Linked DNA regions of Mus musculus: regions 2 and 3 are each linked to region 1. Evidence: chromatin loops called from intact Hi-C (ENCODE). Cell type or tissue: gastrocnemius. All regions are shown on one strand. Each heading gives the region's core, and the rest is flanking DNA. Links, peaks and the distances in the headings are about the cores only. Region 1 holds the start of Vmn1r20 (vomeronasal 1 receptor 20). Region 2 has its middle 11 kb from the start of Herc6. Region 3 holds the start of Gm25726 (a small nucleolar RNA gene).

Region 1 (10,938 bases), core at 1,813-9,812:
TTTTGATGTCTTCCAGAATCATTGTCAATTCAAAGACAATATTCACTAGGACTTGAAAGTTTACTTTTATTCAGTGTATAGTCATCCAAATAAAACTTTGGAGGTTCTTCTTGAGAGTAATGGGGAAATTTTTATCAGTAAACCTCTAGATTCAAGCTATCCAATGTGTGTGCTAAGAACTAAAATTGAATCATCTGAAAGACTGCAAGAGTTCTTTACAACTGAGCCATTTCTCTTCTACCAGGAAAATTAAATTTAAATAGCTAATCCACTTAAATAAAACAAATACCCTGACATTAAAAGTATTTTTATCTCCATTAAATAAAAGATCTCAGGTATATCCTTTGGAGTAAGCCATCTTTTGATAAATACATCAGTAAACTCTTGATACCACACACTTACTTTGGATGCCATGATGAGTATATAAATATTGCAGCTTTCCCTATTCAGCCATGACTACCATTGTCTAGGCACTATGTGGTGTAGTTCTTCATCTACAGTACTCTTCCTCAAAGCCAAAAAAAGCAATTGTTCTACTTGTATCAGTGTGTCAATCTGAGTTTCAAAAGAGTAATGTTAGGAATGTGGCTGCTCCCCATATAATAACCACACCATCTGGGTGACTTATACACTACCGAAGTTATTACCTGTGTCTAGAACACTGATTTTGTGTGGTGACTCTCAAGAATACTTTTAAGATTTTTAATGCAAAACAAACATGAGATTCCACCTCACACCAGTCAGAATGGCTAAGATCAAAAATTCAGGGGACAGCAGATGCTGGTGAGGATGTGGAGAAAGAGGAACACTCCTCCATTGTTGGTGGGATTGCAAGCTTGTACAACCACTCTGGAAATCAGTCTGGTGGTTCCTCAGAAAATTGGACATAGTACTACCAGAGGATCCCGCAATACCTCTCCTGGGCATATATCCAGAAGATGTTCCAACTGGTAAGAAGGACACATGCTCCACTATGTTCATAGCAGCCTTATTTATAATAGCCAGAAGCTTAAAAGAACACAGATGCCCCTCAACAGAGGAATGGATACAGAAAATGTGGTACATTTACACAATGGAGTACTAGTCAGCTATTAAAAAGAATGAATTTATGGAATTCCTAGGCAAATGGATGGACCTGGAGGGCATCATCCTGAGTGAGGTAACCCAATCACAAAAGAACTCACACAATATGTACTCACTGATAAGTGGATATTAGCCCAGAAACTTAGAATACCCAAGATATAAGATACAATTTGCTAAACAAATGAAACTCAAGAAGAACAAAGACCAAAGTGTGGACAGTTTGCCCCTTCTTAGAATTGGGAACAAAACACCCATGGAAGGAGTTACAGAGAAAAAGTCTGGAGCTGAGATGAAAGGATGGACCATCTAGAGACTGCCGTATCTGGGGATCCATCGCATAATCAGCCTCCAAACGCTGACACCATTGCATACACTAGCAAGATTTTGCTGAAAGGACCCAGAAATAGCTGTCTCTTGTGAGACTATGCCGGGGCCTAGCAAACACAGAAGTGGATGCTCACAGTCAGCTATTGGATGGATCACAGGGCCCCCAATGGAGGAGCTAGAGAAAGTAACCAAGGAGCTAAAGGGAACTGCAACCCTATAGGTGGAACAACAATATGAACTACCCAGTACCCCCTAGAGCTCGTGTCTCTAGCTGCATATGTATCAGAAGATGGCCTTGTCCCATCAGTGGAAAGAGAGGCCCATTGGTCGTGCAAACTTTATCTGCCTCAGTACAAGGGAATGCCAGGGCCAAGAGGTGGGAGTGGGTGGGTGGGGGAGTGGGTCAGGGAGCGAGCGGGAACTTATGGGATAGCATTGGAAATGTAAATGAAATAAATACCTAATTTAAAAAAAAAGAAAGTACAAAAAAAAAAAGATTTTTAATGCAACAACGCTGGTGTCTTTCCAATCACCACTAAATTCTCAGTCCCTGTGGGTAAGAATAGAGTATTTCTGCAAAGAAAAGGTTTCACTTTAGTAGTTCTGGTTTCTTGTTAATAACAGCTGATGCATCAGCCCCAGCCCCAGCTAACAAGAACCATGAAATCTTCATTCAATAGCAAATGTTCCTGATAGAGTCTTTAAACGTTCCTCTGAAACAACAAAAGACAGATCTCCATCATCCACACTGTTTTCTTAGGTTCCAATCTCCTAGAGGATGGTCCACCAAGATCTCAACAGTCAATGGCATGCTAATCCAAAGGACCAATGTACTTCCACAATCCATCCCAAATCATATGGACAGGTCTCGCAAAGAAATTCACCAATACCAACTTGACTTGGGCTCACTATTGATGTGACAAACATCTTGTTCAAAAGCAAGTTGAGAAGGAAAGAATTTATTTGGCTTATACTTCCATATCGGAGTCTTTCTCTGGAAGAGGTCAGGACAAAAATACAAAGAGGACAGGAACCTGGAGGCAGGAGCTAATCTAGAGGCCATAGAAGGGTGTTGTTTAGTGATTTGTAATATGTGGCTTACTAATTCGACTTTCTTTTAGAAGCCAGGACGACAAACCCAGGATGGTACCATGTAACTCCTCCATCGATCACTCATAGTACAGACTTGCTTACAGATAGATCTTTTGGAGACATTTTCATTTTCCTTCTCTTATTTTTTTTCATTGATTCACTTTATCAGCTTTACATCCTAATCACAGCACCCCTCCCTTGGAAATATTTTAATTGAGGTTTCCTCCTGCCACATGACTTTAGCTTGTGTCAAGTTGACATAAAACTATCCAGAACACTGATCTACTTTCATTCTTTGAGTAGATATCAAGTAATTCCCTGCTAGTTGTGAAGATAGGCACTAATTTCACACCATGCCTACATATAGCTTCCTCCTTTTTGATGGTTACTGTATAGGAAAATGACAAATCTCCTACTGAGAGTCTCTCTGTGTCTCTGCAACTCTCTAACACGATCTCCACTTATCCAGACTTTAGGAAGTAAATGTTAGAGCCAAGACCATATGCTGATCATTTCACACTCTTCTACAGCATTCTCTACTTCCACTCTTTTAGTTAATTATGTTATCTCTGCTGCAAACAGGGAGAGACAAAGACCAAAAAAAAAGAGAGAGAGAAGAAAGAGGTTGTGGTGGGTGAGAGAATAGGGAGTGGGAGGACCTCTGCAAGACTTTCCAAGTGCTCAGATTCATGGAGAAAGGCAAGTATCTTCATTCTCACATTGAAAATATTAACAACCTAGGACACACCTCATGTTGGGTATTGAAATCTTCTACTGTTAATGGATTGATGTCAATCTGTGGCTTTTAATCCAATTGTATATTTTCTTTTTAGAAACTTTGCACCCCTGAGTTTCATACATATTTTTTCTAAGATGTTAATGACTTATTGGTCAAGTGTAAACACACACACAGGTTCTGTATGCTAGGTATATTATTTTGCATTGTCATTTACAACTTAAGATGCACTTCTGTAGACTTTTCTGCCTTCTCTATTAACCTGGAATTAGGAAAGTTCACTTTTCCATTTGATGGGTTTTCTTTGTCACTTGCAGTTTTTCTCTTAGAACTTTCAATCCAGTTTTTGTTTTATATTCTTAGATTCTTAGTGTTTTAACTATAAGATACATAAAAACTTTTGCTTCTGGTCTTGTCCCTTTTGGTTCTGTGTGCTTCTTATAAATGTATGGGTGTGGTTTTCCGGCAGTATTCTTCTGTGATCTTGGTGAAGGTATTTTCTTTGCCATTGACTTGGCATTTTTCTCTCTAGCTTGTGCTTATAATTTCAAGAGTTGATTTATTTCATGATGACCTATGACAGAATACTTCTACACACTTTACCAAATAAACAACATTTATAGACCAATAGTTTAAGTTCTGGTGATAATAGAGTTATATTATCTCCCATCTTTTTGCTTTGTAAGAAAAATGGCTTTCACCAAGTATGTTTGGTAGAGGTAACATTTTCATAATTTTAGCAAAAGAGATGCTAAATTTTAGGTGAATCCATGAATCCACTGTCAAGTATGTATAGAGGATACCATGAATGTTTTAAAAGCAGGATGGATACCTTGTGGAATGTAAAATGTTTTTCTACTTTTTAAAAATTGGATATTATTGTTACTTTTGTTTGTTCACAAGGACTTGTATCAATTAATCCACACACACAGTTAATGCCTACAGAGAACAGCTTACACCTGGGAAACCCAGAGCTCAGCTGGTTCTACTCCACTGTTCTCCTAGAATTAGGAAAGTTCACTTTTCAATTTGATAGTGCCACTTTCTAACATCCTTAAAGTCAAAGCTGCCTTCTCCAGATGACATGATAAGCATTCGTGTAGAGGGAGATGAGATAATAACCTTTCATCTATATAACTACTTCTTCAAGTCTCCTTCTGTATAGATGTCTTTCAAAGGCTCAGATGGGTGAGTGTTTCTTTTTCTCTTCATTATAGTGAGAGCTGTAGGTAGTTGTTAGAATGAAGCATGATTCTGTAATAAATTGTTAGAGAAGTCTCTGCTTAGAATTTTACTTTTGAGTTATACCAAAAGCAAATAAAAGAGATGCTTTAAGACATAAACTATCAGTGTAGTGATTAATAACAGGACATAGATTTCACTTAATTTGATTTCTTAATATATGTGAGAGTAGAAGTGGGTATTGGGAAGAAGACAGGGACCAGCAGGAAGATGAACAGAGACAGGAAAGTCTCATAGGGTGAAGATGATCAACCAGTATTTTATATTAAATAAAAATGTCATCAAACCCCTCATTTTTTTACAATGATTGTACACTGATATATATTTAAAATGTAGCTCTAGTCTCAATATTTTCACGAGCATATCTGACAGAGGATTCTCTTGAGAGTGCACTCTAACATCATGGTTTCACCTAGGTATGGCCAACTGTGTTAGTTTTCCATCCTTGTAGCAAAATACTTGGGATACCTCAGAGGGTAAAAAAACAAAACACAGACATTTATTGGTGCACAGGAGTACATATTAATGTACATTTAAATAATGTACATTTAAATTGTAATTTGTATTTTCTCATTTTACTACTTTTTTCGAGTTAACTGTGTGCATTTATTTATATGAAACAAGCTGGTAAGTTTAAATATACTTAGGAATTCTTAGGAAAGTTTCAATTAATGACATAGTAAACAACAAAATCCTCTTAACAGCATAAAAGTTCTAAATGCTTTACATAGATTCTTTAATCTATTTCAATGGTCTCTACTAAAGTAGATCTTTTATATGTAGTTCAAAAATATTTGGAACTCTCACCTCATTTTTAAATCCTTTTAAAATTATCCTTACAAATGTAAACGTCTTTGCAAAAGCAAAAAGTCCTCTTGACCACTCAGGTACATCAATACCCTGTATCCTAGAACTTTTAAAAACATAACATCATGGTGAAGCTAATATAAATGTATGTTGGTGAGAGAATCAGATATTTGGTTCTGGCAGTTTTGAGGAATCTATTGCTTTACAAGATTAAACTTTTTAGGAAGAAAAATTATATAAATATAAAATGTGTGATTTATGCTGTCGTATTAATGGATATGTTATAGGATGGTCTCGGGCAATATCTTTTGCATTATTTCTACACATGAGTGCATGTGTGTATCTATATATATGGAGTATACTAGTGAAGTTGAAAATATAATTAGGCTCACATTTCCTCACAAGAATCTGGGCCAGTATAGTTGTTTTCTATTTCTCTATCACAAGCTGACTTTAAAGAAGTAAATTAAATTAGTCCCATAATAAATTGATCTTGGTAATCATGGCAAATAATAAACATGGGCACTAAAGGTAAGACTGTTGAGTGCATCTATAAAACATGTGTGAGTGCTGATGACACATGATAACTCTGGGGACTTAGTTTTCTATTGCATGGGAAGGAATCTGTTTTAAACTAGAAATCTTCCACACAAGTTCATGTTTGTCATAATGTTTGGAAAATGGTGATTATTTTAATACCACATGTTCCATCTTGTTGGAGGCTCCAAATGATACATGTTCAGGTGTGATTATGTGGTAACTACAGAAAACAGAAAAGGAAAACAGAACCATTGCCAGGATAGGGTTGGGGGTGGGAGCAATAGAAAGCAGAATCGCAGGGTACAAGTATCTCAACAGGAAAATAGGAAAGGGGGGCTTCCAAGAGAGTGGAGGAAGATAAATAGAGAAGAAAATGGTAGTTAGGTAAAATGCCAATACGAATGGCTGAAAAGACATAACTTCTGATTGTATTAGCAATTTACAATTCCATTCAAATGGAAGAGAAAAACAGTGTTTGCCATGGGAGGTGGGAGTCAGGCTTTTTAAACCTGAAGTCCAGTTTCATAAAAGGTGATGAGATGGGAACTAAGCTGAGTGCCATCTATGAATATTTATAATGATAATTAATGCTAATAGGATGTGGAAAGTATACTAGTGGTCTCCAACTGTATCTAGTCTTAAATGCAGATTATGGATTTGTTAAAAAGAAACATAAAAATAGATGAATTGAGGAAGATATTTTGCTAATTAAAATAGTGGGATTATCATGAATTAGCACCATGCTTTCATTAGAATTATGAGATAAAACAAAAGTATTTGCACAAAATAGAGGACAGTATAATTATAGCCTCACCTCAATTTTTTTGTTATCTTCTGTGACTATTTTCCATATCAATGTAAGTTTTATTCAGTTATACAAATCGGTTATCTGTTCTCACCACTACTGTTTTAGGTGTTAAGTATAAAATGAGTCAATTTAAATCAACAGGGCTGGATTTCTAAAGCATGAGACTAGGGGGCACTACAGGCTCACAAATTATGAATTCTGTCTAAATATGTGTGAATAAATGTATTGTTCATAATATGGTAAGTATACAGGAGATGCATGCAAGGCATGTAGAAATGTAGGCAATGATGTAAAATCTGGAACATCAAAAGTTAAAGAGACAAGCCAATCATCAACAAGTATGAAAAATGAAATGAGGACAGAGTCTTATTATCCAGTGTATCAAAAGCTTGATGTGTACTCTATCTTTTTCAGATATTTGAAATACATTTCTACAATGCTCTTAAGATGAATACAATTATTACTTATGTTCTCACTCAAGAATGTCCTTTATTTCCAAGCTGGACTTGGAGTCCTAGCAAATATGTCTCTTCTTTGCTTCTATATTTTCATAATTGTAGGTCACAGACCTAAGCCCACAGACTTGATCTCCTGTCAACTGACTTTCATTCACATAATGGTGTTCCTCACCGGAGGGGACCTGTTGCTTACAGACATATTTGAGTCACTGAATATTAATAATGACTTCAAATGTAAGGCAACTTTTTACATAAGTAGGGTGATGAGATGCCTCTCTATCTGCACCAGCTGCCTCCTGAGTGTGTTCCAGGCTGTCACAATCAGTCCCAGTACTTCTTGTTTGGCAAAATTTAAACAGAAACTAAGAAAATACATGGTCTATGTTTTCTTATGTATTTGGTCTTTCAGCTTTTCCTACAGTAGTAGCCGGATCTTCTATGTTCGTGGTTTTACTAATGTGAGTGAGACTAACCAGATGCAGATCACTAAATCCTGCTTACTCTTCCGCATGAACTCCATCATCAGGGTATTCATTTTTACAGTGACAACCTCCAGAGATGTATTTCTTGTAGGAATGATGCTAACCACAAGTACATACATGGTGATTATCTTATGTAGACATCAGAGGCAGTGCAAGCACCTTCATAGCATCAAGCACCTGAGAGCATCCCCTGAGAAAAGAGCCACCCAGACTATCTTGCTGCTAGTGATTTTCTTTGTGGTCATGTACTGGGTGGACTTCATCATCTCAACCATATCAGTTCTGTTGTGGAGGTATGACACAGTCATCCTGAGGGTTCAGAAGTTTTTGATGTATGCCTATCCCACAATTAGTCCTTTGGTACAAATCAGTTCTGATAACAGAATAATAATTATGGTGAAAAACATGTACTCAAAGCACCACCAGAGATTTTTTTAAAAAGATATTTTCATTTCTTTAAAAAACTATTAATTTATTTATTTATACCTATGAGTGTTGTTGTGCCAGCATGTATCTATACGTGCATTCCTGCTACCCGCAGAGGTGAGATGTCATGCAAAATCCTGAAATTGGACTTATAGATTGGCTATAAGGAATCATTCTGTTCAGCACCAATTATTTTTCTCTAAAGTACAGTTTGTTTCTTTTAAACTTTAATGTCCCTAGCACATATGTAGCAGATGTACAGCCCAGTCTCCACGTGAATTCCCCAGCAAATTGTGCCTGTTCCTAAAGTTGCTGTCTGTAATGGAATCCATTCCCCAACAGTTCTGCCTTGTTTAGCATCAGCTGGAGAGGCTGACCTAACCCCTGCAGAGACTTTATTGCCTGGGCGGTGTAATACAATGGGGTGGGACACCATATCAGAGAAGAAGGGGATGAGGGATAGGAAGTGGAACTCTGTGAAAGGGACACTGGTTGGGATTTAAATGAATGAATCAATAAATAAATAAATAACTCAAAAAAAAACCAAAAACAAAATTAAACTTTAATGGTTCAGGTAGCAAAGCACGATTCTTCATATGATTTAATTAAAATTTGTGGTATTACACAAATACATTCTTTTGACATTTCTGTTGTTAAGAACCATAGAGTTTTAAAGTTAATTGTACACAATAAATTGATATTTCCACATAAATTCTCTTTCTCCTTTCTCCTTTCTCCTTTGTAAAATGAATATTCCCTTGCTGCCGAGTTTACTCAAAAGGAGATCCTTGCTGATAGTGACTTTCTAAGCTTTCTCTCCAAAAAGATTTTGTACTCTTGCTCATCAAAGAATAGTTAAAATATTTTATTGTAGCTTTATTTCTATTCCCTAATTATAACTTTTCTGGATCCATAAAAATACTACAAATTTAAATTCCCATTTTTTTGCTACAGTTACTGTTAGACCTAGTGGGGAAACCCCCACCCAATTCCGGATTCTGCGTGCACCCAAAAAATCACGAAGGACCATCTCTTGATGTAATTACATGAGGTCGTTTAATGAGGGAGCTCCGGACTGACATGCATCCCACACAGGAGATAACGGTCACAAGGCTCGAAAGCTAGGGGTTTTTATGGGGTAAGGGGCTTAGTGGTGTGGAATTCAGCATAGCGACACACTATTGGCTTATTCAAACATTAACAGAAAGATTACAGGGCATCAGGATTTTGTTCCTGTGGGCTGGGGGCTTATCTTTGTTCACATAGCAACCAGTTGATATATGACTTTACCAGGCATCAAGGGGCAGTAGACAGAGGGGAGGTTCCGGCCAGGTGGTGTTGACCCAGACAAGATAGCCCTGCTTGTACAATCAAGCTGTTCTTAGGAATGTCTTAACAACAGCCCTGTCTGTTCTGCTTTGTTCTCGGCCCCAGGTCAGGGGCTCATAGACAACTCTTTCACATGAATCACAAGATACAAAATCTCATTTTCTTTCATTACTTAATGACTCTTATATGAAAATACCATGTGCCTGTTTATTTGAACTTCATTTCATTTGCATGTTTTAAAATATTGTTGGTAAATAAAAATAGTTTAGACACACATACATATTGTAAATGTTTTCATTGTGTATCTGTATGCATGGATCTATGTGTGTACACAGATGAAGTATGTATACACACACACACACACACACACACACACACACACACACATATATATATATATATATATATATGCACATGGATGCCAGAAGGCAATGTTGGCTGTCACCTGCTCTTTCTGTTTGTTTTGCTATTGCCATTCACCTGCTGTCTTAATAGAACATCTCTCTCTCTCTGAGCTGTGTCAAGATGGTGGTCCAAGGGCTTCTTCGGTAACTGCCTCTCCAGCTCTGGGAGTGGAAGTGTTAATCACCATAGCCTCCCCCATTTAAAATTATGATTTTTTAATTGAGAAACAAAAATTCATAATGTCTTGGATTTTTTGAATTTTTTATTATTATTTTTAATTAGATATTCTCTTTATTTACATTTCAAATGTTATCCCCTTTCCCAGTTTCCTCTCCGAAAATCCCCTATCCCCTTCCCAAATAGCCGAATAATACTTCACTGTGTAGATGTACCAAATTTTCTTTATCCCTTCTTCAGTTGAGGGACATCTAGGTTGTTTCCAGCTTCTGACTGCTATGAACATAATTGAGCAAGATTCTGAGATATTGAAGCACCTTTTGAGTATATGCCCAGGAGTGTTATATCTGAATCTTCATGTAGAATTATTCCTTGTTTGCAGAGAAACCCCAACATTGATTTCCAGTGTGGTTGCACAAGTTTACATTTCCATCAGCAATGGAAGAGTGTTCTCCTGTCGGCCCTATCTTGGCCCTGGATTGGGCCTTGAGGACAAACCGGAGCCTGGCTTGGGTTTTGAAAACTGTCTCAATCACTTCCTTACTGCAGTTACTCAGCACGACCTGCTTAAGCCTGTCTTTGCCTAGTTACTGCTGACATAGAATAACTTTTTTGGCTCTGTCAGTCACCTCATTCCCTCCTCCCGTCACCCTTCCCCTCCCCCTATGTCATCTCACCTCACCAAAAATCCTCACCTCCTTCCTCAACCGTATATAAACAAAAGACTGATACAATAAAACAAGTTCCTGCTTTGACAGACTCCTTGCTCAGGGTAGTTATTCTTAGGGTGGTTATTCTCTTAATGGCAGGAGATCCTAGCCACAACACACACCATCCCACTTCAGCCCAGAGACTCAGCTGGACCGGGTTCTCTCCTCTCAGCCTAGACCTGCCAGCAGAGAGCCAGCAGATTGGTGCCCATGTGAGGAGCTTTCTCCCATCTCCTGACAGGAGTATGTGTTGATGGGTCAATTGGTCTGCCTGCATTCTCTTTGTTCCACATCTTCACCAGCAAGTGCTATCTCT
Region 2 (10,938 bases), core at 1,251-9,250, 140 kb after region 1:
AATCCCTTCTATGTGAATACTTATTTGCTCTATTTTATTGATGTATTAATAGAGGTAGAAACAAGAAATCGGAACATGCTAGAAACCAGAATTTTGTCATCCTTACAGATATAACCAAACATTACCTTTTATTTTAATGGTTAGAAGTACAATGAGACCCTAGAAGGAATCGTTGCAGTATTGCTTATTTCCTTTTATTAGTAAAATACAAATTGTTTGATTTATTTTTTTTTTTTTCAAAATCCTGGTTTGTTACACTACAGGACACCTTAGACACTAATTTAATCAAGAAACACCAGTACTTACAGTATAAAACATCATGAATATTGTTGATTTTAGAAAGTGGAATAGACCCTTGGTACCAATGTGTAGAGCTTGACGCTATCAAGACAATTGAGAGCACCTGATTCTGGGGAAGGCTGGGGCAGTTGTTCAAATAGAACTATCCCTCCTTTGTCTGTGTGGCCCTTTTATTGAGGAATGAGTCTCTCTCCTCCTGATGATATTTAGGCCAAGAGAAGGGTTCCAGAAAGAGGTATCCTATGGATCCAGTCCTGTGGATCTGCTGGAGCTAGAGGCCAGCCCCTAGTCCACTGTGTCAGCTTTGGGATTGCCAAGGTGGCTGGATCCGAGGAAGCGTGGTGCCTCTGGCAGTGGATTATGGCTATCTCTGCCAGGAGTTGGAGGGCCTCCAAGAGTTTGGCTATAAGGGGTGTGTTGACAACGAGAGTACTCTTGGCACTAAGGAAACCTCTTTCCTTCCAAATGATAAGAGTGGGTATTGCCCGGTATGGTGGTGCACGCCTTTAATCCCAGCACTCGGGAGGCAGAGGCAGGCGGATTTCTGAGTTCAAGGCCAGCCTGGTCTACAAAGTGAGTTCCAGGACAGCCAGGACTATACAGAGAAACCCTGTCTCGAAAAACCAAAAGAACTATTAAAATATCTAAAATCGGTATAGATGTTATCCCATAGGCATTTGGCTATTTGGAGAACCCCATTTTTTTTTTTCCAAGACAGGGTTTCTCTGTATAGCCCTGGCTGTCCTGGAACTCACTTTGTAGACCAGGCTGGCCTTGAACTCAGAAATCTGCCTGCCTCTGCCTCCCGAGTGCTGGGATTAAAGGCATACGCCACCACACCCGGCTGGAGAACCCCATTTAACGTGACTAATTTGGCCTTTTATGAAGAGGTCCTATGATGCTTTGAGTATGCTTGGCCTAAGGAGTGGTACTATTTGGAGGTGTGGTCTTGTTGGAGGAAGTGTGTCTCTATGGGTGTGGGCTTTAAGATTCTTGTCCTAAACCAGGCATGGTGGTACACACCTTTAATCCCAGGACTCAGGAGGCAGAGGGAGGCAGATTTCCTAGTTTGAAGCCAGCCTGGTCTACAAAGTGAGTTCCAGGACAGCCAGGGCTATACAGAGAAGCCCTGTCTCAAAAAACCAAAAAAAAAAAAAAAAAAAAAAAAAAAAACCAAAAAAAGTCAGTCTTCTAGCAGCTTTCTGATGAAGATGTAGAACTCTCAGCTCTTCCTGCACCAGCTGGCCTAGATGCTGCCATGCTCCCACCCTGATGATAATGGATTGAACCTCTGACCTTGTAAGCCAGTCCCAATTAAATGTTGTCCTTATAAGAGTAGTGTTGTTCATGGTGTCTATTCAGAGCAGTTAAACCTACCAGCAGATGTATTACCTTAACTGTATCCATGGAGCTGACTACAGAATAGGCCCCCTAGCAGTTTCCCAATCAGTCTATGAGAGAGCTTCCATTCATAAAGAGGGTGAGTTGGAGGTCTGTGAGGAGTTGGCCTAGGAGAAACAAGATGCGGTAAGTATGTGCTTTCACAGCCTCTGGGCAGGAATAAGAGGTGAGTATCAGGGGGGAATGGAACTTGGAGGAAGGTTGCAGAATTTCGGGCAGGACTGAAGGTCAAGGTAATATGGGGGATTTCTAAAAGCAATAGATGAAAGGTTTGGGCCACGAGGGCCCAAGAAAGGAAGTAGAGAAATGACACAGAAAGTCTGAGAGCCAGTGGGTAGAATATACAGTGATAGGCTGGAACAGTGTGGCCTTGAAGAAACTCTCAGGTGAGTTCTGAGACTGCTTCTAGGGCTCTCAGACACATCACTGAAATACAGTGGAATCTAGCTGTTTGGACAAAAAAAAAGCTATAGGCCATGGGAAGGCCCAGCATGTTGAGCTAAGATACCCATGGCCACTTCCATCCTTTCATCTGTAAAGAGGTGTTAGGGGCAGATGGAGTCCAAGACAGCCAGCACAGGGACCACAAAGAGGTCATCCTGCAGTAAAGACATGGCAGAGCATGGTTGGGTGGGTGAGAGGCCCCATGAGGGCCCTGGCTGCCTGGTACAGGGGCTTGGAAGTAATGAAAAAGTTAGGGATCCAGTGATAGAAGAATACAGAAATGAAAGGATTTGATCCCCAGTCATCAGGGGCTGCAAGTTCTGTAAAGGTCAGATTCAGGTGAGTTGGACACCCAAGTACATGATGGCAAATTTGGAGTGACAAAGTGTCTTTTTGGGGCAGAGATGGGGCCGCAAAATAAGATATCATCAACACAATAAAGTGTTCGAGGAATGAGGTCTAAGGAGGAGAGGTCCCAAACCAAGGCTTGGCCAAAGAAATGAGGACTATTCCAAAACCCCCAAAGGAGAACTGTCCATGTGAGCTGTCTTGAAGTCTGTGTATCTGGGACCTCTAGGTAGAGGCAAAGAGAAAATATGAATCAGGGTGTAGGGGGACAGTAAAGAGAGTGTCCTTTAGGTTCGGTATGGTAAAGTGGGAAGTTGTAAGAAGAAAGTTAGAAAGGATGGGTTGATAACCACAGAGTAAATTGGGATTACTTCCTCATTAGTAGGGTGGAGGTCCTGTACTAAGCAGTAGGAACCAGAGGGCTTACACATTGTAGGGCTTATCCTCTGGGTGAATGGGAGCATTGCAAGGTTAGTCAATAGGAATTAGGAGTCCCTGAGATAGGAGGTCGGTAATGACAGGCTTGAGACTGAGATGGTGATTTTTCAGAGACATGAAACTGGAGTCTAGAAAGTGTAAACTAAAAATGATTATTAGCATTCTCCATATATTAATTAATGCTGGAAATTAATACAGTGGCAATTATTCCTGAACCAGTTTTTGCCCCAAATCACCACATGGAGACCTTTCAATATTTCAAAGCCTTGGGTTTTAGCTGGACTGGCTCTCATCTAGCTCATCTAAGTTAACCCAACCACCTACCTCCATCCAGCCACATGGCTAACTATACCTTTGAGGCCTGTGACCACATCCTTCTCCTTCCTAACAAAAAGGCTTCCCTTCTTCTCCTTCTCAGAGTTCCTTTCTCCCTCTCAGGAAGTCCCGTCTTCCACTTCCTGCCCAGCTCATTGTTTTACTAAAGACAATCCAAGAATGATGTAGGTAGGTGAAGAAGGACAGAGACACAATTTCACACAGTATACCCTAACATCTCCCCACTTTAGCCCTCTCAATAAAACACTACATACAATAAGAAAAATTACAAGAATGATCAAGTAAGAAGTACATTCACCTGATAGAAGTCTGATATGGCTGTCTCCTGAGAGGCTCTGCCAGAACCTGATAAATACAGAGAAGGAAGCTCACAGCCAACTATTGGACTGAGCTCGAGGGTCCCCAATAGAGGAGATGGAGAAGGGACTGAATGGGCTAAGGGGGTTCGCAGCTCCATGGAGGGAGCAAAAGTGTCAACAGGCCAGATCCCTTGGAGCTCCCAGGGAGTGGACCACCAATCAAAGAGTATACATGGAACTACCCATAGCACTGGCCACATATATGGCAGATGTCTTGTAAGACATCATGGGGAGGAGAGGTCCTGGGGCCTGAGGGTGTTAAGTGCCCCAGTGTAGGGGAATGCCAGGGTGGGAGGATGGGAGTGGGTGGATGTGGTTGGACCCTCATAGAGGCACCCTCATAGGAGGGTGGGAGAGGAGGTTTCCGAAGGGGAGACCTGAAAAGGGGAAAGATATTTGAAATGTAAATAAAGAAAATTCCAAGAAAAAAAAAAAAGAAGTACATTTCCAATGTTCAGTGCATTTGTATTTGGCATTCTTTGGAGAAAGAACTCTACTATCTATCGTATTTAGTCTTCAAAAACTTCAGGGACTCACAGAACTCAGGAGGCAGAGGCAGGCACATCTCTGAGTTCGAGGCCAGCTTGGTCTACAGAGTGAGTTCCAGGACAGCCAGGGCTACATAGAGACACCCTGCCTCAAAAAATCCACACACAAAAAAAGTTTTTATTAATTTCAGGCTGTTTTTTGACATTAAGACATGTCAGCTACTGGTAGCACTCTATTTGATCTGGAAGAAGGCGATGTGAATCAAAGCACCTCCATTTGGGCTTTTAATTTTGGCAAGCTAGCCACCAGGAAAGAATGCTGTCCAGAAAGGACAAATAGATATAGGCAAATTGACTGCCAAGCTCTGGCAAGACAAGGTTAGAAAATCCCTTATAATTCGTGCTTCACAAAAGGATCAGATATCACAAGGCTGAAGATGATGGTCTAGTATTTTAGAAAATATTAGGGACTGTCTTGTCATTTGTATAATTTTTGGAAGCTACATAGTCTTATTATAACCTTAAGTTGTAAAGGATCTAAGAAAATGTTTAAGGGTCTAAGGAGATGTTTTAAGGATGGTTAGAGGGTCCAGAAAATGTCTTATGAATGTTGGAAGAAGTATAAACAGGTGTTTGTAGGTTAGTAATGTAAGTTAGGATGGAAACTGAGTTAGATACAAAATTCTGAACCCTTTAAGATAGAATAATGGTAGGATACTTTATCAAGTTGCCACATATAAATAGACTTGACATTATGAATTTAACTCTTACCTAATAATTTTCATAATTGTTTCATTTCTGTTCTTAATAGATGTTGTTTATTATTATAAGAGAAAAGGCCTTCTTATTTAGACAAAAAAAAAAAAAGAGGAATTGTTGAGGCTTAGTCAGTTGCAATGTATTGTAATGCTAAATTATGTGTACCAAGGCCTAATTGCCTCAAGACCAGTAAATTCTCACATATGCTTCCTCTTGCTCTGCAAACCTTGTTTCTTAATTTAAATCTATTGGTTGAATAAAAATGTTTACAGCCCATAGCAGGGCAGAAAAAAGGTAGGTGGGTCATGAGTTCCCAGCTTGGGTTCTGAGGCAGAAAGGATAGAGGAAAAAGAAGGCTGGTCAGTAGGTAAAGCAGTGTAGAAGGGGGAGGGTTGGGTAGGGGGAGGAGGAAGGGAAGGGTAGAGGGAGGAAGGCTGGCCACTGGGTAAAGCACATGGCAATGTAGAAGGTCCAGGGGAGGAGGTGGGGATCAGGGAAGCAGCAGAGAGAGACTAATCAGTTATGGCAGATGGCTCAGGATACAAGTCCTCAGATGAAAGGGTGTCTAGTGGTGCTGTAAACCTGGCCAACCAGACCTGGGCCGCTAAGCATTGGCTACAGAGGGATGGGCAGGAGTGCATTTCCCCCCCTCGCCCCCCCAAAACAAAACAAAACAAAACAAAAAAAAAAACCCTTGAACATAAAGGAGTTCAGGCCACTTAACCATAAGCCAGAAGAAAATTTCAAGATCAAAGAGGATGCTAAAGTCTAGAGTGCCCTCTGGTGGCTATTTGTATTATCCAGAGTGTACTGAAGCCAAGCCACAAAACAAGAAAACAAAGAAAAATCAGGCGTTTTGGGTGCAAAGTCTGAGACCATCCCAATTTGGATAAATTTTGCAAGACACGTTCCAGGGACGTCTGAGGATGGGGTTGCTCTGGTGCAGCTACTCCTCTTGGGAAGAGCCTGATGGGTCCTGGACCTGGAAGAAGTCTTTGTTGGCTACTGGTAAGGTTAGTTTACCTCAAGTCAAAATTGGTCACCTCAGGAGGAGAGAAAATAGAAGGATAGAAGCCTATCCAACCTGCCCGGGGGCTCAACTCTACCCAAGTTTTGACACCAAGATAATAGGCTTCTCTGCAGAGTTAATAGGCTTTTTAATGGATGGGGGGAGCTGATGTGTGTGTGAGCCACAGGTTCCAACTGAACACTCTGTTCCTCCACCAATGTCATCACAGAAATATAAGGATAATGTTGAACAGAAAGTATACATCAATGACCTCTGTATCACTTAAAAGGACAGCCAGCCTGGTATCCCCCATGGTAATCTCAATAGCTTTTGGGGGGCCAGAGTCTTTGGTCTCCACACAGGACAGTGTTAAGTCTTCCAGCTACCACACAGGACTACATTGGGTTTTGGCCACCAAACCCAGAAGGTCTGAGAGTTTTGGGGTTTTTTGTTTTGTTTTGTTTTGTTTTTGTTTTGTTTTTGTTTTTTCCTTTATGTGGAGGAACTGGCCTACCTTGGCAAAGCAGAGTGGGGCAGTCAAACCAACCGTCTCCAGAGTTATTGCAGGACCCTGGTAGTGGGAGAGGCATGAAATACTTCTTTGCCCAGGGGTTTACAAGTTAGTAGCTTTTCTATGATTAGGATCTAACAATTTTATCCCTGTTAAGTTTGAGCATTAAATCTTTTGAGTTGAAGATCTGTTACTCCTGGGATTCATGAAAAATAAAACAAAACAAAACAAACAATGAGTCCATGATTGTTGAAGACCCAAACTGTTTCAACTAAAACTAGACCTCTCATCCTGCAAAAAAAAAAAATGTTTTCTGTTTTGGTCTTACTTCATTTGCCTAAAGAGGAATTCCATGTGCTGGCTGGACATGTCCTTATAGGGAAAGGGGAAGTTAAAACTGTAATGTGGCCACCAGACTATGTGACTATCTCAAAGCTGGCAGAGGTGGTGGTCATACAGGCTAAGTACATGCAGGCCCAGAGAAAGAAGGAAACAGTACTAGCTCTTGCTGGTCTCAGAATGAGATTTTTGAGGTTTGGCCATGTCTTGACCTCCCTCTTGTTCCAGACTGCTTTCTGGTCACACAGTGAAACTTGCCAGAGAACTGCACCAATAAGCCTGAGATTGCTGCCAATTCAGTCTGATCTGGTCACTTCAAGACACCCCGGAGTCTCTTAAAGCAATTTGCTGGATGGAGGGATTCTAAGAAAGCAGGCAGTGTAACAGAAGTTATGATCGGCTAGATAGGACATGGTGCCCTTGGGTTTCTAGATAGTGTTGGGAAATTTTCCGTGGAGACCAGATTCTCAATGGCCTAAGGAGTTCAAATTCTAGTCAAGCTTAAAGATGACCTAAGGATGGAGGAACTTCTGCATTATCTTGCACTATCACACTAACATGCTGTAGCAAATTAAGATTACCTTTGTATAGATTTTTAACTATCAATCTTTTTTGTTACAAGTTTTAAGCTAACTTTTTAAATGATAGATTTTATAGATCTTTGAACCATAACTTTCAAATTCTAAGACATGGAAAGTTTACAAGACTTTTTCTAAAGCAGAGAATAAAAAAAACTTAAGAGATTTTCAGGAGTGGAGAGTAAAGAAAGCCAAAAAAGATGATTTGGGGATTATGTGCTTGTGCAGAGGCAGAAGTTGTTACTATTCATGGGAAATTGGAAATTGAGTGTGCCATCTTCAGGTTATTGAGGCTTATGATCTAGGTTATACTGGGGCCAAGCTGGTGGCAATAAGTCAGTGAGACTTTAATGGAATCTCTGAGTCCATGGAGGGGAAGTGATTAAAAGACAGGATAAGAACCCATGGTTAGTTTAGGCTCTAGGAGGTGAATGAGGCAGAGCAAGCTCCAGGAGCAAGCTGTGAGACAGGTGGGGAGGAAGCCATGAGCACATCGAGGGTGAGAGAGGAGGGACTTATGGGAAAGGGTCACATAGAAACTCCACCAGAGGGAGAATTCCAAAAGAAGAAGAGTAAGTGCCTTAGCAGAGAGATGCCCCAAGTCACATCAGCCAAGGAGAGATAGAACCTTCCCAAGTGATAGATGTCAGGAGGGTATAGTAAGCTCCAGGAGAAGTAAAACCAAAACAGATAACATATTGTGTTGGGTTAGAGTTCTGTTTATAGCTGAAACAGTTAGCTTGGTGCTAAAATCTAGCTAAGAGATCATAAGTCTTTCTGTCTGGTATCAAGTCCTTACTAATTAAGGCCTTTATTTGCAATGAAGATTAAGTTCCTGGTTTGATGCAGACTGTTTGCAACCCCTATTCACTTAACATTTATCCTTACCATTATTCCTCCCCTCTTCATCATACCCTTTTAACAATCATTAACCCACAACTCTCTCACCCAGTGTGAACTCACCTCCTGTATAAAAAGAACTTCAAGAGGCCAGTGAGGGCTGCTCTTGGAGAGCTCAAACTTAAGAGAGATAGTCAGCTCTACAGCCTACAGCTCACTCAAATACACCTTGTTTTAGTTTGGACAATTGTGACTTTCAAGAATTTCTCTCAAATCTCAGAATTAACAAGAAACCAACAGGCAAGGAGAGATTAGTGGTTAAAGCAGGTAAAGGAGCGTGGCTGGAAAGTGGACTCTAGAATTTAGAGTGGAATATCGTAGGTGGCAGAAGCCAGCAGAAACAAATGATCCATACATTAGATGGATGAAATTAGTAGCTTGGTTCATTTAGGAGAGACCAGGTCCCTTGAAGAAAGGCATTTGTGATCTTCTCAGGTCTATAGGACCAGGTGTAAGCAGGGGCAAGGAGCAATAATGAAACAACCAAAATGACCACTCATTAGGGGAAAGGTTTTTACTGTGGGTGTGAGAGAGAAAATATCCAGACACATCTGGAAGAGTCCAGAACAGAGAGGAAAAAGAAGCAGACTGGACACGTCCAGAGCTAGGGAAGCAGGAATAGGAATAGCAAGAGTGGGCACTGCATGTAGCTTTATGCTTTACCCAACATTAGTTCTGAGAAGTGACCATGCTACCGGCCCCCTCCCAGCTTCCCTTGAATGCTTAGATAAAAGACACAGACACACAGTCATTCAATTTCAACTTGCCTTCTTGGCACAATTGTTGGGCACTACTATTTCCCACCTGGAAAAGCATGCCCTTATCAGATTCTTATCTCCATCTCTCTCACCTGCCCCAAACTTCAGTTGGTAAATTCCCCTGACCACCTGCCTGTAGGAGTGGCCTGTGTGGCTACTGTGTTTTGAGATCTCACATGGTTGCCTGACTCTCCTCTCTCCAAAGCATGGTGGACTCCTTTCTCCTTCCTTGTGTCCCTCTGCCTGCCTTCAGGGACCCGGAAGTCTCACTTGTCCCTTCTACCCAGAAATTAACCCATGGTTATCTTTACTGACAGGTCAAGAACCATTTGGGGAACAGGACCTTATCATCAGAATTGCACCCTAAAAGTGGGAATAGTAGAGAATTACCTGTTATATAAAGGATGGATGAATAACTGAGAGGCAGGAAGCCTGTGAGCTGGAAGAAGCCTGAGAGTTTAGGGTAGAGGAGGAGGTCAGAAGGAATAGGGTGACAGTGTGGAGACCTTGAAATATATAATGAGTTCTTTTGAATAGGGACTGTAGGAAACTAGAGCCAGCATGGGCTTTGGTATGCAACCACAGAAAGATGACAACAGAGAACCATATTTTGCTTCTTCCAGAGGCAAGAAAGATGATTTCCTCTAGCAGACACAAAACATTTCACTAGTTCATGAGGAATGCTAGCTTTAACCTAACTCCCAAAAATCATTCTATAATCCTGTTTGAGCTGGACCAAGACTGTCCTTTCTGAACATATGTACTGCCTTTTGGAATTTGATGAATTGGAGTTTTCTTGGGACTTGACAATTCTTAAAATCCAAATTATGCTGAATAATGAGAATAAAACTTTAATAGATACAACAACAAAACTTGAGTCAGTTAGACATAAAAACTAGGCTCATATAAGACAGGAAATTGGGATAAGCAAACAATTATAACAAGTAAGATGATTATAAAAAACACAATTTGATTAAATTTGTAATTTCTTTAAAACTAAGAGTAGCATTATTTAATATCTTAAGAATATATCAAGTGCCGTGTTCCTCCAGATCCAACCCCTGAGTTTCATGCCCAGCTCTTCAGTAAAACACCCATGATGGCCGGGCAGTGGTGGCACATGCCTTTAATCAAAATCTAGACAGGAAACAAAACTCAAGGAAGAAAACACTAAGTGAACAAAGACAGGCCCAGAAATCAGTACTTAGAGCTATAGACATCCCAAACCTAGATGCCTAGATACCAGCATGAGAACACAATAACACCCAGAACACTACAGCCCACTATCCTACATAGCAGGCCCTGAATATTCTAACACATTAAAAAAAAACCTTCAAATTAATATTATGAAGATGATACAAGTCTTTAAAAAGGAAATGAATAAATCCCTTAAAGGAATCTAGGAAAATACAAACAGTCTAAGAAAATAAATAAAACTGTTTAAGACCTGAATTTTGAAATAGAATCAGTAAAGAAAACCCAAACTGAGCAAATTCTGGAGATAAAAAATTTAAGAATTCAAACAAGAACTACAGAGTCAGGTTTCACCATCAAAAGACAAGATAGTTAAAAAAGAATCTCAAGTATGGAAGAAATGGATACATTGGTCAGCAAAAATGTTGAATCTAAAAAATTCTGCTATAAAACATCCAGAAAATCTGGAACACTATGAAAAGACCACACCTAAGAATAATAGGTATAGAGGAAGGAGAAGAAATCCAGATCAAAGGACCAAAAAATGTTTTTAACAAAACTATAGAACAATTTTCCTAGCCTAAAGGAGGAGATGCCAATAAAGGCAGAAAAAGCATACCAAACATCAAATAGATTGGACCAGAAAAGAAAGTCCCCTTACCACTTAGCAATCAAAACACTATATACACAGAGCAAAGGAAGAATATTAAAGGCTGTAAGATAGAAAGGCAGGTCTATTAAAATTGCATCCAACTTCTCAGTGAAGACTCTAAAAT
Region 3 (10,938 bases), core at 1,783-9,782, 430 kb after region 1:
GAAGCCACAATTACTCTGATACCTAAACCACAGAAAGATCCAACAAAGATAGAGAACTTCAGACCAATTTCTCTTATGAATATCTATTCAAAAATCCTCAATAAAATTCTCGCTAACCGAATTCAAGAACACATTAAAGCAATCATCCATCCTGACCAAGTAGGTTTCATTCCAGGGATGCAGGGATGGTTTAATATATGAAAATCCATCAATGTAATCCATTATATAAACAAACTCAAAGACAAAAACCACATGATCATCTCGTTAGATGCAGAAAAAGCATTTGACAAGATCCAACACCCATTCATGATAAAAGTCTTGGAAAGATCAGGAATTCAAGGCTCACATGTAACCATGATAAAAGCAATCTACAGCAAACCAGTAGCCAACATGAAAGTAAATGGAGAGAAGCTGGAAGCAATCCCACTAAAATCAGGGAGTAGACAAGGCTGCCCACTTTCTCCCTACCTTTTCAAAATAGTACTTGAAGTATTAGCCAGAGCAATTAGACAACAAAAGGAGATCAAGGGGATACAAATTGGAAAAGAGGAAATTAAAATATCCCTTTTTACAGATGATATGATAGTATATATAAGTGACCCTAAAAATTCCACCAGAGAACTCCTAAACCTGATAAACAGCTTCGGTGAAGTAGCTGGATATAAAATTAACTCAAACAAGTCAATGGCCTTTCTCTACACAAAGAATAAATGGAGTGAGAAAGAAATTAGGGAAACAACACCCTTCACAATAGTCACAAATAATATAAAATACCTTGGCGTGACTCTAACTAAGGAAGTGAAAGATCTGTATGATAAAAATTTCAAATCTCTGAAGAAAGAAATTAAAGAAGATCTCAGAAGATGGAAAGATCTCCCATGCTCATGGATTGGCAGGATCAACATTGTGAAAATGGCTATCTTGCCAAAAGCTATCTACAGATTCAATGCAATCCCCATCAAAATTCCAACTCAATTCTTCAATGAATTAGAAAGAGCAATCTGCAAATTCATCTGTAATAACAAAAAACCTAGGATAGCATAAACTCTTCTCAAGGATAAAAGAACCTCTGGTGGAATCACCATGCCTGACCTAAAGCTTTCTACAGAGCAATTGTGATAAAAACTGCATGGTTCTGGTATAATGACAGACAAGTAGACCAATGGGATAGAATTGAAGACCCAGAAATGAACCCACACACCTATTATCACTTGATCTTTGACAAGGGAGCTAAAACCATCCAGTGGAAGAAAGACAGCATTTTCAACAATTGGTGCTGGCACAACTGGTTGTTATCATGTAGAAGAATGCGAATCGATCCATACCTATCTCTTTGTACTAAGGTCAAATCTAAGTGGATCAAGGAACTTCACATAAAACCAGAGACACTGAAACTTATAGAGGAGAAAGTGGGAAAAAGCCTTGAAGATATGGGCACAGGGGGAAAATTCCTGAATAGAACAGCAATGGCTTGTGCTGTAAGATCGAGAATTGACAAATGGGACCTCATGAAACTCCAAAGCTTCTGCAAGGCAAAAGACACTGTCAATAAGACAAAAAGACCACCAACACATTGGGAAAGGATCTTTACCTATCCTAAATTAGATAGGGGACTAATATCCAACATATATAAAGAACTCAAGAAAGGGGACTTCAGAAAATCAATTAACCCCATTAAAAAAATTGGGCTCAGAACTGAACAAAGAATTCTCACCTGAGGAATACCGAATGGCAGAGAAGCACCTGAAAAAATGTTCAACATCCTTAATCATCAGGGAAATACAAATCAAAACAACCCTGAGATTCCACCTCACACCAGTCAGAATGGCTAAGATCAAAAATTCAGGTGACACAGATGCTGGCGAGGATGTGGAGAAAGAGGAACACTCCTCCATTGTTGGTGGGATTGCAGGCTTGGACAACCACTCTGGAAATCAGTCTGGTGGTTCCTCAGAAAATTGGGCATAGTACTACCGGAGGATCCAGCAATACCTCTCCTGGGCATATATCCAGAAGATGTCCCAACCGGTAAGAAGGACACATGCTCCACTATGTTCATAGCAGATTTATTTATAATAGCCAGAAGCTGGAAAGAACTCAGATGCCCCTCAACAGAGGAATGGATACAGAAAATGTGGTACATTTACACAATGGAGTTCTACTCAGCTATTAAAAAGAATGAATTTATGAAATTCCTAGCCAAATGGATGGACCTGGAGGGCATCATCCTGAGTGAGATAACACATTTACAAAGGAATTCACACAATATTTACTCACTGATAAGTGGATATTAGCCCAAAACCTAGGATACCCAAGATATAAGATACAATTTCCTAAACACATGAAACCAAGAAGAATGAAGACTGAAGTGTTGACACTAGGCCCCTCCTTAGAATTGGGAACAAAACACCCATGGAAGGAGTTACAGAGACAAAGTTTGGAGCTGAGACGAAAGGATGGACCATCTAGAGACTGCCATATCCAGGGATCCACCCCATAATCAGCTTCCAAACGTTGATACCATTGCATACACTAGCAAGATTTCATCGAAAGGACCCAGATGTAGCTGTCTCTTGTGAGACTATGCCGGGGTCTATCAAACACAGAAGTCGATGCTCACAGTCAGCTATTGGATGGATCACAGGGCTCCCAATGGAGGAGCTAGAGAAAGTACCCAAGGAGCTAAAGGGATCTGCAACCCTATAGGTGGAACAACAATATTAACTAACCAGTACCCCGGAGCTCTTGACTCTAGCTGCATATGTATCAAAAGATGGCCTAGTCTGCCATCACTGGAAAGAGAGGCCCAGTGGACATGCAAACTGTATATGCCCCAGTACAGGGGAACGCCAGGGCCAAAAAAAAAAAAAAAAAAAAAAGGGAATGAATGGGTAGGGAAGTGGGGGGAGGTTATGGGGGACTTTTGGGATAGCATTGGAAATGTAATTGAGGAAAATATGTAATAAGAAAAAGAAAAAGAAAAAAAAAGAACAGCTGATTTTTCAAGAGAAAACTTTAAAGCTAGAAGAGCCTGAAGCAATATATCCCAAGTCCTAAATAACATTCCGTCTAAAGTGATATACCCAGAAAAATGGCTGCCATGATTGAGAGAGAAAAAAAAAATTTCTACATTAAAGGTCTGAAAAAAAAATTCAACAAGCCATACTGTAGGAAAATACACGGAACATTATTTTGGCCTGAAAAGAGGAATAATGAAAGCTGAGAGACAGTGGAAAAAATATAAAACTACAATTATTAAAATAACAAGTACCATGAAGAACAACTCCAAAAATCAACATGATGATCAGAAGTAACACACAGATTTCAATAATGATGTATGAATGAATCGCCTCAGCAATCCACTCAAAAATTACTGAGTGACTGAAAGGATCAAGAAACCAAACTCTGCTTGCTGCCTACAAGAAACACATCATAGTATTAAACACTACGTCAGGGTTAAAGAATGGGCAAAAGTACTCCAATCAAATGGAATCAGAAACAAAGTAGGAGTCACTATCCAAACAACTGGCAAAATAGACTTCGCCCTAAAACTAATTAGATGAGATGAAGAGGGACACTTCATTCTAATCAAGGGAACAGTGAACCAAGAAAAAACTACTACTCTAAACATATATATGCCAAACTCAGGGATAACTAATGTCTTTTCTTTTTGTTTCTAAGGTTTTAAAATCTGTTAATTGTTTGTGAACTTCACATCAGGTACCAGAATCCCTCTCCTCTTGTACTGGCCTTCCACCCTTGCAACCTCCCTCCCAACAAATAAAAATAATCTCATCATGGAATCTGTAGTGTGTCACAGTTGTCCCACATTATTCACTTCTGTCCACACTTCTTTCTTATAAAATTTCATTGTAATGACTAACAAGTCATGGTATGAGGCCTCTGGCTTCTACTACTCTATCAATACTGGAATCTCACTGAGACTCCTCTCTGATATCCTGTTGTTGCCCTGTGTCATGGTGATCCTATAGTTTTGGCTCTGTAGAAATGGTACTTCATGCACAGTGGCAGTTCATTGATAGGGTAGATGCTGAGGCAGACCAATTCAAAGGCCTGCATCTAGGCCTGAGAGGTAGTTGACCTTGTCAGCCAGCAGACTCACACTCCCATTCCCTTGTGGCCAGACCATCTACAACCCCTGCCACCAGGGCCAGCTATATCCTGCTGTGCAGGTGAAGTACAAGACTTGCTTTCTCAAATGTTGCAGCATGTGAAGGGTAGGGATAGCTCTCCTGGTCTCATGATCCTGTCAGGGTCAACTTTTCCACCCACCTCTGGTGGTAAGGGCAAAAGAGAGAGGAGGAAATCTCTTCTTTGTGGAAGTCACTGCACAGTAGACAAGAGACAGGACCAGCTCTCCCACACTCAAGTCCTTAAGGCCAACTTTATCTTAACTCCCATATCCCAGGTTAGCTCTACTGTGCTGCACAGGTGAAGGGCGAGCCAGATTGAAGGACAAGTCCAGATCTCCTGCTTTCTTCACCCCAGGGCCAGGTCTCCAGCCTGCCATACGTGGTAAGGGGGGAAAATGCTACCAGAGGAAGATGAGTGGTAGGGTCAGCTATCCCACACCGACTCAATTGCAACTCCCAAAATGTGCAGGGAACTCTCCAGAGTACAGCTGGCTAGGGGCAAGGTAAGCTCTCTTGTTCTCATGCCTCCAGGGCCAGCTCTCCCAGGATGCCCAGGTAAAGGGTGAAGCCAGTTCTTCACAGTCCTCAGACATCAACATGTCCCTAGTAGCAGTTCAAACCAAGGATGTCCTCCTGTACTTCGGTGGTAACAGACCACTGTGCAGTGCAACAGACCCAGATACCACCCCTACCCAACACCCTCCAGTGTCAGTACAGGTCAAGACCGCATCATGGTCCCAGGTGGCGTCACTGACAACTCATATCAGGCTTTTTTTTTTTAAATTAACATTGAATTCTACCTTTCTTAGTTGTGCTTACATCCTCCTGTTTCTCTTTCTCTTCTATTTCTCTATCACTTACTTGCTCTTCTTAGTGGTGTCCAGGGTCTGAATATCTGAGTCATTTCAGGAGTGATCTTAGGAGTCTTATGCCCTGTTAGCCCTCTAACACTATGCATTATGCAGTATGGTGTGTGTGTGTGTGGTAGGGGGAGGGTCTTCTTGAGCATGGTCTCCCCTCCTCCCCCAGGTCTGGGCAGTGCCAGACTGGTGTTCATCTCAGGCTAGCTCCTTTTTTGGGGCACCATAGACCAGACTGGGTTCTTCTAGCAGGTTTCTGGCTAGCCCCAGCCCACCTTGTACCAGAGTGGTTGTTGTCTTAGGGTAGCTCCCTGTGCAGGTCCCCGGTACCAGATGGTGATAGTCTCAGGCTCGGTTTTTTTCAGCGAATGTTAGGCTACTAAGCATTCAGATGTCCATATGTGAGAACACTTAGCACAGACAAAGCATCTTGTCTGCCACCTACTGACACACATGTGACACAGCAGCCACAACTGCAATACTTCTATTGGGCAGGGGGATTGAAAGACACAGATTAACATCAATCCATTAATTATAGATGATTTTAATACCCAACATTCTCCAATAGGTAGGTTATCTGGACAAAAATAAACAGAAACATCAAATAAATAGATGACATTACTCACCAAATGTACTTAACAAACATCTACAGAATTTTCTAATCAAACATCAAAGAACACAAATTTTACTCTGCAGCAAAAACCACCTTTCTAAATTAGACCACATCCCAAAATAAAAAACAAATCACTAAAAATTAAAGTTTGAAATCTCTCATTGTATCCAATTTGTCCACACTGCAATAAAATGTAATATTTATAGCAAACAAATCTCTATTAAGTACAAACACTCTAGAGATTAAACGACATATTATAGAATGATGACAGTATCCAAAAAGAAATCAATGGAGAAATAAAAACTTCCTGTTAACTAAGTGAAAATGAAATAATAAGGTAAAACCTATGGGATACATTGAAAGCAATCCTATGAGGAAAATTTATAGCTCTAAGTTTGGACATTAAAATAGAAACAAACAGCACAAATAAATGACATGATAACACAACTCAAACTGATAAAAACCAAATACAATCAAATTGATAATAGAAAATAAATCAGAAATCAATAAAACATAAACAAAGAAAACAACACAAATAAATAGATAGATAGATAGATAGATAGAGAGATAGAGAGAGAGAGAGAGAGAATGATAGAACCGAACTTAACACAGAAGCGAATGAATAGGAAAATGTTATAAGTAACACAAAAGCAATTTAGGCTATTGTAAGAGGATATTTTAAAAACATGTACTCTATTAAACAGGAAAATCGAAAGGTCCTGTATGGACCAATTCTGTCAAATCACAAAATCAAACCAAGACATTAACAATCTAAACAGACCAATAACAAATGAGGAGACTTAAATAATAATAAAAGCCTTCCAGCCAAGGAAATTCTAGGACCAATAAATTCACAGCAGAATGTCTGCTGGACATTCAAAGAAAGTCTAGAGCCCATCCTTCTCACACATTTTTTTTTAACACAAAGAAACATAAGGAAGACTCTCAAACTACTTCTGCAAAGCCAGTGTAACTTTAATACCAAAACTAAGTAAGACCCAACAAAAAAGGAAAACTACAAGCTGATATCCCTTAGGAGAATGGACTAAATAAATAAATAAAATAGTTGCAAACAGAACACAGGCATACATAAAAAAGAAAAGAAAGGTCTACCCATGATCATTTTATCTTTCTCCATTAAAAGCAGGGATGGCTCAACACATACAACTTAATAAGTGTAGTAAACCACATAAATGGACTTAAAGACAAAAGCCACATGATCAACTCAATAAATTAAGAAAAAGCTTTTTGAAAATATAAAATGATACTGCTAGCTAGTCAGCTCCCCGGAAGACACCATATCCTGAGCCATCCCAGAAGATGCGCTGTACTCAGAGCAGTTGGTAAGAACCCTCCCAAAGTCCCATGGCTGCTGCTGGGAGCCCAGTGGACTTGGGACACATCATCCCCCAAAACACCTGCCCTCTGAATATCACTCCCCTCTGTGTTGTCCTTTCTGCTGAGACAGACTGCTCCCCTGAAGATACCATATTCTGAGCCATCTCAGGAGATTTGCTGCACTCAGGGCATCTGAGAGAGCAGCATGAGACTTCCCAGGATATCCACTGTGCGCAGGGACAACTGGCATCCCTGGAGATCTGCTACACACAGAGCAACTGATACCACAGCCTGAAGACATCCCAGGAGATCCGCTGCACAAAGAGAAACTGAGCAACTGATTACCAGCTTGTCTGCTCCCTTGAACACACCACAGCTGAAAGGCATCACAGGAGTTCCTCTGTACACAGGGACAACAGACACCACAGTCTGAAGACTTCCCGGGGAATCTGTGGCATGCAGGGCAACTGAGTCAACAGAACAAAAGCCTCCCTGGAGTTCTACTGCACACAGGGAAACAGAAACCACTGTCCAGAGGACACCTGGGGAACAGCTTCACACTGGACAACAGCTTGATTCTCTGAAGACCCAACCATCTTAAGGCCTCCCAGAAGATCTACTGCAGCCATGGCAACAGATCAGTAGCTTCTCTGCCCCTCTGAAGAGCCCCCAGTTGGAAGGTCCTACAGATGGTCTGCTACAGCCAGGGCTGCAGGCCTACCAGGAAACCTGAAGCAACCCAGGGACAAAAGAGGCAGACTTCAGACAGAAGCACCCAGACCACCAAACACCAGGGATAACCAGATGGTGAGAAGCAAGCACAATACCATAAGCAGCAGAAGCCAATACACATGGGTCTTATCGGGACCCAGCTCTTTCACCAGAGCAAGCCCTGAATACACAAACATATGTGAAAATCAGGAAGCTGACCTAAAATCCTATTTCATGAAGATAATAGTCCTTTAAGATGTATATAAATAACTCACTGAAAGAAATACAGGAATATACAGGTAAACAGGTAGAAGCCCTTAGAGAGGAAACAAATAAATCCCTTAAAGAAATACAAGAAAACACAACCAAACAGGTGAAGGAATTGAATAAAGCACTCCAAGACCTAAAAGTGGAAGTAGAAACGATAAAGAAAACAAGTGGAGGCAAACCTGGAAATGGAAAACTTAGGAAAGAGGTTATGAATTACAGATGTAAGTATCACCAACACAATACAAGAGATAGAAGAACGAATTTCAGGTGTAGAAGATATTGTATAAGAGATGGAAACAACTGGCAACGAAAATTCAAAATACAAAAATCTCCTAATCCAAAATATTCAGAGAACTCATGACATAATGAAAATTGGAATAGAGGAGAACAAAGATTCCCAGCTCAAAGGACCTGAAAATGTCTTCAACAAAATCATAGAAGAAAACTTTCCCAACCTAAAGAACGACATGGCCATAAAGGTACAAGAAACCTATAGATCACCAAATAAATGGGAGCAGAAAAGAAAATCCTCTTGTCACATAATAATGAAAACACTAAACACAGAGAACAAAGAAAGAATATTAAAAGCTGCAAGGGAAAAGGGCCAAGTAACTTACAAAGGTAGACCTATCAGAATTACACCAGACTTCTTGACAGAGACACTAAAAGCCAGAAGAGCCTGGTCAGAGGTCGTGCAGATTGTAAGAGAACACAAATGCCAGCCCAGGCTACTATACCCCACAAAACTCTCAATCAACATAGATGTGGAAAACAAAATATTTCAGGACAAAACCAAATCCAAACACTATCTATTCACCAATCCAGCCCTACAGAGGATCCTAGACGGAAAACTCCAACACAAGGAAGGCACTTACACCAAAGAAAGGACAAGATATTAGGCATCTTTCAACAAAGCCAAAAGGAGAGATCCACAAACACTTAAAGTCATCTACAAAAACAAAAATAACAGGAACCAACAGTCATCTGTCTTTAGTATCTCTCCATATTAATGGACTCAACTCAACTATAAAAAGACATAAGCTAACAGACTGGATACCCAAACAAGATCCAGCATTTCGTGGCATACAAAAAAAAAAAAAAAAAAAAAAAAAAAACCCAAACCAAAACAAACCAAAACAAACAAACAAAAAAAACTACAATAACAAAGACAGACACTATCTTAGAGTAAAAGGATGGAAAAAGATCTTCCAAGGAAATGGTTCCAAGAAATAAGCTGGAGTTGCCATCCTAATATACAATAAAATAGACTTTCAACCACAAGTTATCAAGTGTGATGAGGAAGGACACTTCATATTCATCAAAGAAAAAACCCACCAGAGAAAGTCTCAATTCTGAGCATCTATGCCCCAAATGCAAGGGCACCCACATAAAAAAAAAACAAAAAACAAAAAACAGAAAACAAAAAAACTTTACTAAAGCTCAAAATGCACATAACAGTAGTGTGAGACTTCAACACCCACCTCTCACCAATGGACAGGTCATTGAAACAGAAACTAAACAGAGACACAGTGAAGCTAATAGAGGTTATGAACCAAATGGATTTAACAGATATCTGCAGAACATTTCTCCCTAAAACAAAAGAATACACTTTCTTCTTAGCACCTCATGGTACCTTCTCCAAAATTGACCGTATAATTGGTCACAAAACAATACTCAACTGATACAAGAAGACTGAAATAATTCCATGCATTCTATCAGACCACCATGGCATAAGGCTGGTCTTCAGTAACAGCAAAATCAACAGAAAGCCCACACACATGTGGAAACTGAACAACTCACTATTCAATAATAACTTGGTCAGGGAAGAAATAAGAAAGAAATTAAAGACTTCCTGGAATTTAGTGAAAATGTTGACACATCATACCCAAAATTATGGGACACAATGAAAGCAGTGCTAAGAGGAAAATTCATAGCACTTATGCCTTCGTAAGGAAACTGGAGAGATCTTACACTAGGAACTTAACAGCACACCTGAGAGCTCTAGACCAAAAAAAAGCAAACACACCCAAGAGGAGTAGAGGGCAGAAAATAGTCAAACTCAGGACCAAAATCAACCAAATAGAAACAAAGAACAATACAAAGAATCAACACAATCAAAAGATGGTTCTTTGAGAGAGTCAACAAGATACATAAACCCTTAGCCAAGCTAACTAAAGGGCCCAGAAGTGGTATCCAAATTAACAAAATCAGAAATGAAAAGAGAGACATAACAAAAATGGAGGAAATTCAAAAAAATCATCAGATTCTTCTACAAAAGCCTATACTCAACAAAACTGGAAAATCTAAATGAAATGGATGGTTTTGTAGACAGATACCACATACCAAAGTTAAATCAAGAGCAGGTAAACTTATCTAAACAGGACCATATTCTATAGGGAAATAGAAGTCATTAAAAACCTCCCAACCAAAAAAGCCCAGGGCCAAGTGGATTTAGTGCAGAATTCTACTAGACATTCAAAGAAGACCTAATACCATTATTTTTCAAACTATTCCATAAAATATAAACAGAAAGAACACCACCTAATTCCTTTTATGAATCCATAATTACTCTGATACCTAAACCACATGAGTATCCAACCAAAAAAGAGAACTTCAGACCAATCTGGTTTGTGACTATCAATGCAAAAATACTCAATAAAATTCTTGCAAACCGAATCCAAGAATACATCAAAATCATCCTTCACTACTATCAAGTAGGCTTCATCTCAGGGATGCAAGGTTGGTTCAATATATGAAAATCCATCAATGTAATCCACTATATAAACAAACTCAATGAAAAAAATCACATGATTATCTCCTTAGATGCAAAAAAATTTTTTTTGACAAAATACAACACCTCTTCATGTTAAAAGTATTGGAGAGATCAGGAATTCAAGGCCCATATCTAAACATAATAAAAGCAAGTTACTGCAAACCAACAGTCAATAACAAATTAAATGGAGAGATAATAGAAGCAATCCCACTGAAATCG

The links. Peaks named below come from ENCODE experiments on the same cell type or tissue, not always from the same donor. Only the 100,000 strongest peaks of a DNase experiment are listed, where the experiment ranks them.
Region 2: it touches region 1 in a loop (6-fold over the local background); 24 of 42 quality-filtered maps call a loop at or near these places.
Region 3: it touches region 1 in a loop (3-fold over the local background); 7 of 42 quality-filtered maps call a loop at or near these places.

What each region holds. Positions count from the first base shown.
Region 1 is chr6:57,424,590-57,435,527 of GRCm38, forward strand. Vmn1r20 (vomeronasal 1 receptor 20) reads left to right here and starts at 7,102. Exons shown (of 1, transcript NM_001101533.1): 1 at 7,102-8,013. The coding sequence starts at 7,102. The coding sequence ends at 8,013. In gastrocnemius, for the core only: a CTCF peak has its summit at 6,796; no DNase peak of the experiment used is centred there.
Region 2 is chr6:57,564,965-57,575,902 of GRCm38, forward strand. No RefSeq gene overlaps it. Among named protein-coding and RNA genes, the nearest start is that of Herc6, 11 kb to the right of the region's middle. In gastrocnemius, for the core only: a CTCF peak has its summit at 5,665 (motif pointing left); DNase peaks (open chromatin) are centred at 5,455 and 5,649.
Region 3 is chr6:57,854,439-57,865,376 of GRCm38, forward strand. It overlaps Gm25726 (a small nucleolar RNA gene), which reads right to left and starts at 5,510; the gene lies at 5,382-5,510. In gastrocnemius, for the core only: a CTCF peak has its summit at 5,462 (motif pointing left); a DNase peak (open chromatin) is centred at 5,386.